2 separate regions of the Homo sapiens genome follow, and region 2 is linked to region 1. A link is a contact called in ENCODE Hi-C or POLR2A ChIA-PET data. All regions are on one chromosome and are shown on one strand. Each heading gives the region's core, a stretch centred on a gene start or an enhancer-like site at or near the end of the contact. The rest is flanking DNA. Distances are from core to core; before and after follow the strand shown. Region 1 has its middle 99 kb from the start of PLEKHA5. Region 2 holds the start of PLEKHA5 (pleckstrin homology domain containing A5).

Evidence for each region. Hi-C counts contacts between places; a loop is a spot of excess contacts on that map. ChIA-PET counts read pairs that join two places held with the same protein, here RNA polymerase II (POLR2A). Pooled maps may share reads with other maps.
Region 2: a map of mammary epithelial cell shows a loop between it and region 1 (5-fold over the local background). The contact joins the promoter of PLEKHA5 here to the enhancer-like site in region 1. A Hi-C loop is called at or near these places in 13 of 168 maps with a recorded cell type or tissue (Caco-2, Calu3, HepG2 and 4 more) and 9 of 50 pooled maps. POLR2A ChIA-PET finds 5 or more read pairs at or near these places in 3 of 52 experiments (K562, MCF 10A and WTC11).

The regions. Positions count from the first base shown.
Region 1 is chr12:19,028,512-19,033,314 of GRCh38, forward strand. No RefSeq gene overlaps it. Among named protein-coding and RNA genes, the nearest start is that of PLEKHA5, 99 kb to the right of the region's middle. RefSeq lists an enhancer at 2,248-3,447. Within about 2 kb of position 2,685, at least 3 of the 41 ENCODE cell types and tissues checked have a DNase peak (open chromatin) inside an H3K27ac peak, as active enhancers do; they include mammary epithelial cell, where a contact is called at or near this core.
Region 2 is chr12:19,127,276-19,131,642 of GRCh38, forward strand. PLEKHA5 (pleckstrin homology domain containing A5) reads left to right here and starts at 2,458. Exons shown (of 32, transcript NM_001256470.2): 1 at 2,458-2,613; 2 at 2,776-2,855. The coding sequence starts at 2,525.

The sequences.
Region 1 (4,803 bases), core at 1,435-3,934:
ACAGTATAGGCTTTGAGCGGCTGGGGGGGAGAAAGGCCCTTAACTCAGGAGACAGAGGAAAAGGCATTAGCAACACTTCATGTAAGAGTGACATTTGGGCTGGGACTTAAAGGATGAAGATCAATTTTCCAGATGGAAAAGAAGGAGAAGAATATTCCCAAAAGAAACCATGCATGCAAAAGAACTGAAGGAGAAAGGCCACAGCATTTCAGAAAACAGTTGGGTTGATGATAAAGTTTTAAAGATAGCTTAGAACCTTGCAAGACTTTAGGGCAGGTGCTGTAGATCTTTTGAACAGGGAAGTGAAATTACCCTATTTGAGTTTTAGAAGACAACTGGGTGTTGCAATTTGAAGAATGAATGAGAATAAGGGTGAAATTAAGGTAAGGAAGGAGGCTGTACTAATTAGAGCTCTCAAGAGAAACAAAATTAATAGGGGTATGTGTGTATATATAAATGCTGTATATATGTATATATATGGGGGGAGAGAGATTTATTACAAAGAAATGGCTTGCAATTATGGAGTCTGGCAAGTCTAAAATCTGCAGAATGAGCTATCAGGCTGGAGACCCAGGACAGCCAAAGTTCCAGTTCCAATCTGAAGGCAATATATATATATATATATATGTGTGTGTGTGTGTGTATATATATTCTGATAAATATATATGCCTGATATATATTTTATATATATATTATATATATATATAATATATATACATCTCAGATTGCCTTCAGATTGGAACTGGAACATTAGCTCTCCTGGTCTCCAGCCTGATGTCATATATTTTATATCTATCTATCTATATCTATATCTATATCTATATAGATAGATAGATAGAGAGATATATATATATATATGACAGCTAAGGATCACTGGGTGTAACGAAAGCCTTGATATAAAAGTAGTGGCCAAAAAAGAAAAAGGAAAAGTGGATTACCTCTGCTTTCATAACACAAGAAGCAGAAGAAAGTGTCAAAACAAACAAACAAAAAAACCCTCTAGTATCTTCATAGAGAGAAGTTATCACATCAATGAAATAAAAACAGGATGCTTTAAAAAAAAAAGAGAGAGGAAACTTTTTGTTGTTATAAGCATTCTAATATTATTTGACCATTTAAATTATTCCTAGAATAGTTTCATAAGAATAAAATCAAATTAAAGAATAAATTTACTCCAACATAAAAGTTAAAATTCAGTAAATATTTCCAAATTTCTTCTGGCAAGGAACTTCTGCCTTTCTGTTTACCGAGTCTCAGGACAAAAGCCTTCTAATGGCTTTCTCCCCATCTCCACTGTCAGAATAGCAGTTCTCTGTCCCCATCAGGATACCTCAGAGATCCTGGACTTCATATTCAAAAGAACAGATGGGAAGCAGTCACTGTAGACCCTTCATCTTAATTGTCTCAACAGATTTTGGCAGTGTGTTGTTTTCTCTATGATCATTTCTACAGAAGCAAATTCTGTCAATCACCTAGATGTTTTTAGTATGCATAAGGTTGCCATGCCTTTGCCTGTGTCTTATTATCCACAAACATGAGGTCTTTTGATATCACACTTTCATCTATTCAATCATTCGTTCATCCAAACAATAATCCTAAATGAGCTCCTACTATGTACCAGATGCTTACTATTGCATTTTGTAAAATTATTTTTCTGCTATGCATGATTTCCCTACTTAGAGATCAGAGCAAAGAAATCCTGTGCAAATGTTCTGCCCAAAACTCTGGGAGGTGAAACCTCGCAGAGGCTCTCTGCACTTCTGACAGGAGGTCAGCAAGACAAAGGACTGTTTGGGATGCCAAGAACAGAGAGGACCTGAGGCAAAACCACCGGGCAGAATTGTGTGGAAGGCTTTCAAGTTTTCCTGTGCCTTTGCATGTCTACAACATATTTTGAAATCTTTCAGCATAACCAATGTAATATTATATAGATTTTGGTTTCAGTTGTAACCCAAGGTTCGGTTAGGTACCCAGATCACGAACTAAAATCTCAGGAGTAGTCAGCTGGCATTCCAATCAGAAAGCTCACACTTCAGAGACAGTCAATATGAACATACACTTTCTGCTATTCATGTCTCCATCAATATTAGAAGCTTTTCTACTTGGCATAATAAATGTTAAAAATGGGGTGTCATTGTGGAAATTAGTGAACTTCAAGATAACTTGTTCAATGAACAGAATGAGAAAATCCACCCAGATTTATAATCTGTCTCCTTAAGGATAACACCTGAAAACTTCACCCTTAAATGAACCTGTGTCCAATCATTGAGTCAGAAAATTCCTGCTTTCCTGATGCCAACTTATGGGCACAGGATTCTGCTGCCTCTGGCTATTGTTGCATTCAAGTAAATACTTCATGTAAACTTTTCATACAAAGAAGTAGTTGGAGCACCCAAAGAACAGAGAGCTAGGACTTCATTAATCTTACAGAACAGTTAGTATAAATATTTTGGGGTCTGCTCACTATTAAGTATTTTTTTCAGTAAGGTCTGTATTTGTGGCATAATTTTTGGAGAGTGACACTATTTCATGGTTGTTACTACTGTATACTAAAATAATCTAAGGCTGTGCAAAACCAAACTGGTTTAGGTTAACAACAGCCCCCATGGAAGGCACAGAATTAGTTGACGGAATGAAGACCTCTGAAGGAATTTTGTGGTCATGACAAGGGCGTGGTGCTCCATAAGGACCTTGAGTCATACAGCTGGGGATTAGTAAGAACATAAGTATTTCAATGGAAACTACTGGAAAGCAGGGACTAAGTCTGGAAACCACACAGGACAATCTCACAGATGACAGCGTGTACAACTACTGACCATGGCCCGGGTACCTCCTACTTCCCTGGGGCCATGAGGTTAGTTAAATTCAGTGAGGGAAAATGAAGTGAAGGACTGCCAGAAATTGACTAAAATTATGGTTACTTCCATTAGGAAGAATAGAGTCTCTAGAGAGATATCAAATTGGAATTTAAAAAACATTTTAATAATTTTCCTTCCTTACATATCTAAGTCTTGGGTTTTGAGGAATTCATACTCACTATATTCCATGCAAGGAAGAAAAATTCTGTCTCTCTTCATGTTTATCTAAAATACCTTTTATTTTAAGGCTTAACACTAACGGTTACATTTTCTCCTCCAGTAGCTCTTCAGAAGTGACTTCATGAGAATCTTTTTAGTGACCCAAAGTCTGGTCCAACAATCAAGAGAATATTAATGTCTTTTATATTAGTCCATTTTTACACTGCTTTAAAGAACTACCTGAGACTGGGTAATTTATAAAGAAAGGAGGTTTCATTGAATCACAGTTCTGCATGGCTGGGGAGGCCTCAGGAGATTTACAATCTTGGGGGAAGGCAAAGGGGAAGCAAGCACATCTTACATGGCTGCAGGAAGCAGTGGGGGGAACTGCCAAACACTTTTAAACCATCAGATCTCATGAGAACACACTCACTATCATGAGAACGGCATGGGAGAAACTGCCCCTATGATCCAATCACCTCCCACCAGGTCCCTTCCTCTATACCTGGGGATTACAGTTCAAGATGAGATTTGGGTGGGGACACAGAACCAAACCACATCATCCCACCCCTAGTGCCTCCAAAATCTCATGTCCTTCTCACATTTCAAAACACAATGATGCCTTCCCAACAGTCCCCCAGAGTCTTAACTCATTTCAGCATTAATCCAAAAGTGAAAGTCCAAAGTCTCATCGAGGCAAGGGAAGTCCCTTCCACCTATGAGCCTGTAAAATCAAAAGCAAGTTAGCCACTACAAAGATAAAATGGGGATATAGGCATTGGGTAAATGCTCCTATTCCAAATGGGAGAAATCAGCTAAAACCAAGGGGCTAGAGGCCCCATGAAAGTCAGGAACCCAACAGGGCAATCTTTATATCTTAAAGCTCCAAAATAATCTCCTTTTAACTCCATGTCTCACACTCAGGGCATATTGATGCAAGAGATGGGTTCCCAAGGCCTTGGGTAACTCTGTCCCTGTGGTTCTGCAGGGTACAGCCTCTGAGACTGTTTTCATGGGCTGGTGTTGAGTGCTTGTGGCTTTTCCAGGTGCACAGTGCTAGCTGTTAGTAGATCTCCCATTCTGGGGTCTGGAGGATGATGGCCCCTTTCTCACAGATCCACTAGGCAGTGCCCCAGTGGGGACTCTGTGTTGGGTCTCCAACCCCACATTTCCCCTCTGCGTTGCCCTAGTAGAGCTTCTCCATGAGGGCTCCACTCCTGAAACAGACTTCTGCCTGAACTTCCAGGCATTTCCGTACATCCTCTGAAATCTAGATGGAGGCTCCGAAAGCTCAACTCTTGTTTTCTGCATACCCACATACCCAACACCACCTGGAAGCCACCAAGGTTTGGGGTTTGCACACTCTGAAGCAATGACCCAACTGTACCTTGGCCCATTTTAACCACAGCTGGAACTGGAGCAACTGGGACACAGGCCGCCATGTCTCAAGGCCGTACAGAGCAGCAGGGCCCTGGGCCTGGCCCACAAAACCGTTTTTTCCTCCTAGACCACTGGGCTTGTGATGGGAGGGGCTGCCATGAAGATCTCTGAAATGCCCTGGAGACATTTTTCCCATTGTCTTGGCTGTTATCGTTCAGCTTCTCTTTACTTATGCAAATTTCTGCAGCTCGTTGCTTGAATTTCTCCCTAGAAAATGAGTTTTTCTTTTCTACCATATGATCAGGCTGCAAATTTTCCAAACTTTTATGCTCTGCTTCCCTTTTAAACATAAGTTCTAATTCCAGAACATCTCCTTGTGAACACATATGATTTAACGCTTTTAGGA
Region 2 (4,367 bases), core at 1,208-3,707, 99 kb after region 1:
CTTGAAAGTCACAATGACTCCTTGATCCATGAACTGTGGAATGCATGTTGGGTTAGCCAACATGAAAACAACACTAATCTCTTGTATGTCTCCAGGAGAACTCTTGGGTAAACAGGTACACTGTCAATGAACAGAAATATTTTGAAAGGAATCACTTTTTCTTTTCTTTTTTTTTTTTTTTTTTTGAGCAGTAGGTCTCAACAGCAGACTTAAAATGTTCAGTCAGCCATGACAGATGTGCTGTCATCTAGGCTTTGTTGTTCCATTTATAGAGCACAGGAAGAGTATATTTAGCATAATTTTTAAGGGTCTTAGAATTTTTGGAATGGTCAATGAGAATTGGCTTCAACCTAAAATCACCAGCTGCATTATCTCCTAACAAAAAAGTCAGCCTGCCCTTTGAAGCTTTGAAGCCAGGCATTGACTTTTCCTCTCTAGCAGTGAAAGTCCTAGATGGCATCTTCTTTCAATAGTAGGCTGTTTTGTCTACATTGAAAATATGTTTAGTGTATCCACCTTCAATGATCTTGACTAGATTTTCTGGATAACTTGCTGCAGCTTCTACATCATTTGCTGCTTCATCTTGCACTATTATGTTACGGAGATGGTGTTTTTCCTTAAATCCCTGATAGCTTCAACCTTTTCTTCTGCAGCTTCCTCAGCTCTCTCAACCTTCATAAGATTGAAGAGAGTTAGAGCCTTGCTCTGGATTAGGCTTTGGCTAAAGGGAATGTTGTAGCTAGGTTGATCTTCTCCCCAGACCACTAAAATTTTCTCCCTATCTGCAATGAGGCTGTTTTGTTTTCTTATAATTCATGTTTTCACCAGAGTAGCATTTTCAATTTCCTTCAAGAACATTTCCTTTGCATTCCCAACTTGTCTAATTATTTGACACAAGGCCGAGCTTTTGGCCTCTCTTGGCTGTTGATACATCTGAGCTTAATCGTTTCTAGCTTTTCATTTAAAGTAAGGGACATGCAACTCTTCCTTTCACTTGGTCACTTAAAGGGCATTGTAGGGTTACTGGTTGGCCTAATTTCAATATTAGGCCATTATTATTAGACAATTATTAGTGTTTCATTTCAGGGAATATGGAGGCCCAAGATGAAGCAGAGAGACAGAGGAACAGCTGGTTGGTGGAGCAGTCAGAACACACACATTTATTAAGTCCCTGTCTTACATGGGCTCAGTTCATGGTGCCCTCAAAACAATTTCAACAGTAACATCAAAGATCACTGATTACAGATCACTATAACAGGTACAATAATGAAAAAGTTTGAAAGATTGCAAGAATTACCAAAATGTGCCACAGAGACATGTAGTGAGCAAATGCTGTTGAAAAACGGTGCTAGGACTTGCTTAATGCAGAGTTGCCACAAACCTTCAATTTGTAAGATGTGAAAGATCTGCAAACAGCAATAAAGTGAATCGCAGTAAAACAAAGTGGGCTTGTACAGCAAGGAGGTTATACAAATATACTTTTGAAATCCTACAGCCAGTTTGAATCCAGGCTTTGGCAGTTATTACTATGACTGGGCAAACTACTGTGTTTTTAAACTTCATTTTTCCTATCTGTAAAATGGGGATTTTTTATAGATTGTGTGTGTGTGTGTATATATACACACACACACACACATATATATATATACACACATATATATATAGTTGTTGTGAAGATTTAAAAATGTACACCGTCACAAGGACTCCATAAAATAAGCTATTATTGTAATCTATTGGAGACAGGGCAAGTAAAAATCCACACTGATGTTAAGTGAATCTTTAAAAACAAGTACCAGAAAAAGACGAGTTTTTATTTTATAAGATATGACCTAAGGGGCCTAGGAAGAGAAAAAACTTGTTTTGTCAAGTCTAAATCCACTCATATTTCATGGGGCCACGTATCACGTCCAACCTTTGATATCTGGCACACAACAAACAAACAGGAAAGGCCTTTCGTGTGCTTTAATAAAAACAGCTTTCCATTTTAAAACGATAAATATATTGGAAAAATCTGTTGGCTCTCCAACAGCTCTTATAAAACAAAGCTCAGACGCTGTGTTTTTGTTGTTTGAAAGAGAGAAATCAGGGGCTTGGGCATTATTAGGCTCCCTTTGATCGCGCCCTGGGATGGGAAGCCTTCGGGCAAAGCCCTGGGGGCAGGACGCGTTTTTTTTTTTTTTTTTTTTTTTTTTTAATCGATCCCGGAACCTTCGCGCGGCGGAGGGGGCGGGCGCGCCGCAGGGGCCCGAGGGAGGGGTCTGGGGCGCGGCGCCGCTTGCCCATCCCCCGAGCGCGCGGCGGGGCGGCCGGCCGGCGGCCGCCGGGATGCGGAGGGGCGGCGACGGGGGCCGGACCCTGCCGGGGCGGCGGGGCGGGCACCGCCCGAGGGGGTAGGGCGCGCGCGGGGGCGCGCCGGGCCGGGGAGGCGCGCTCGCTCCGCGCTCCCTTCGCTCGCTCGTTCCCTCCTCCCTCGGCAGCCGCGGCGGCAGCAGGAGAAGGCGGCGGCGGCGGCTAGGGATCAGACATGGCGGCGGATCTGAACCTGGAGTGGATCTCCCTGCCCCGGTCCTGGACTTACGGGATCACCAGGGGCGGCCGAGTCTTCTTCATCAAGTAAAGAGCCGGGGACGGCACGGGGGCCCGCGGGGGCGGGAGGGCAGGAGGCGGGCGGCTGGCGACACGGGGGAGAGCCCGGGTCTGTGCTCCTGCAGCCCCTCGGCTCGCCCCCGCGTCCCCTCTCACGCTCCGTGTCTGCCCCTTCTCTCACCCCTGCAGCGAGGAGGCCAAGAGCACCACCTGGCTGCACCCCGTCACCGGCGAGGCGGTGGTCACCGGACACCGGCGGCAGAGCACAGGTAACGCCGGGCCCAAACGGAGTTGGGCTCCGCCTGGAGGAGGCGGCAGAGCCCGGGCCGCCCGGCTCCCCGCAACCTGCCCCGCGCCGCGGGCCCCGGGAGGCGGCGAGGCGGGGCGGAGGCCGGGCGGGAGCGGCCGCAGGTAGAGGGGCCACGGGGACTCCGCCGCCGGGAGTTCTCTCCAGTCTCGGGGCGCCTCTTTCTCCTCAGCCTTTCATCAGCACTTGGAGACGGCGCCCTCTTCCTGCGCCTTCTCCCCCCATCCCAGCCTAGACGACCCTCGCGACCCTAGAGTGGCGACGCTCCCCTCCCTGAAACCTGGAGTCCTGAGTTTTTCCTCCGCGGCCGCTACTCACTCCCCGGTGACCCCCAGCTGCCGTCTTGCCCCCCAGCAATCTTCAGGCAGTCCTTACCCACTCCCCTCCCTGCAGCCCCGGACCCCGATCGCCCGCCGGGATAACGTAACCACATCCTCCCCCTCCTCCCAGGAGCGCTGCCTCCTGCCGTGCAGCTTCCTCCTCCTAGGTGGGACTTGTGGGTAGGTGGCTGATGAAGGAGGAGGAGGAGGAGGAGAGGAGTTCGGGGGTGCTGCGATCCTCTCTGTGACAGGGAACGGCTCGGGAAACGCTTGGCGCGTTCCCTCCTGCCACGGGAGGAGCAGCCGGAGCCGGAGGAGGCGTTCGCAGCCTCAGTTGCTGGCGATCCGGATCTAAAGTCCCCGCCAGCCGCACGGAGGTTGCACAGACTGCCAGGAGGCGGTGGGCGTGCGAGGGGGTGTCCCGTATGGGGGCACCCGGGCCCTGTTTGGAGGGAGTCCGTGGGGAAGCGGCTCTCTCGGGTGGCTTTGGGAGCTTGTTTGAATGCTAAGTGTGAGTGGAGCTGGAAAAGGCTCCTCGTAGTTTCTGTACTGGTCTGGGTTTCTTTTATCATTCTTTGTTTACATTCGTGACTTGTTTGTCTTTGAAATGTAACATGTGTTCTCTTACTGGCCTGCCTCTAGTCCTGGTGATTGGAAAGGCTTGAGAGCAGTTTGGGTCGAAGGCGAGGCCAGTTTCAGCAGTCCTCAGAGCTGGCCTCTGGGGTACATTCTCTCGGACTCTGACATTCCGTGAATCTGTTAAAGTTGCCAGGATATTGAACAAACCTGCCTCTCTGTGAAATGCTGGAGTTCACTGAAGTGACTAATGTCTCCAAATTTGCAAAAAGGTGGAGGAAGAAAGGAAAGGCTGGTGTAGCAAGCATGATGAGCTTACATTTTTAAGGCATTTCTGACTAATACACTATCATGTTTCTCAATTCCCCGGTGCAGGCTTTTGCTTCAATATACCTTTCTGGTGTTTTACACGCATATTCCAACTTTGATGGCCTCTTTGCTTTTATGGATAATGATAGATTTATTTCATGAAAGACGATATGACATTTAAATTATTTAGACTAATTATCCTATGGAATTATGAGTGATATAAATAAGTGTCCTAGTTAACCCCACAGATTTGGTAACATTCACGCCAC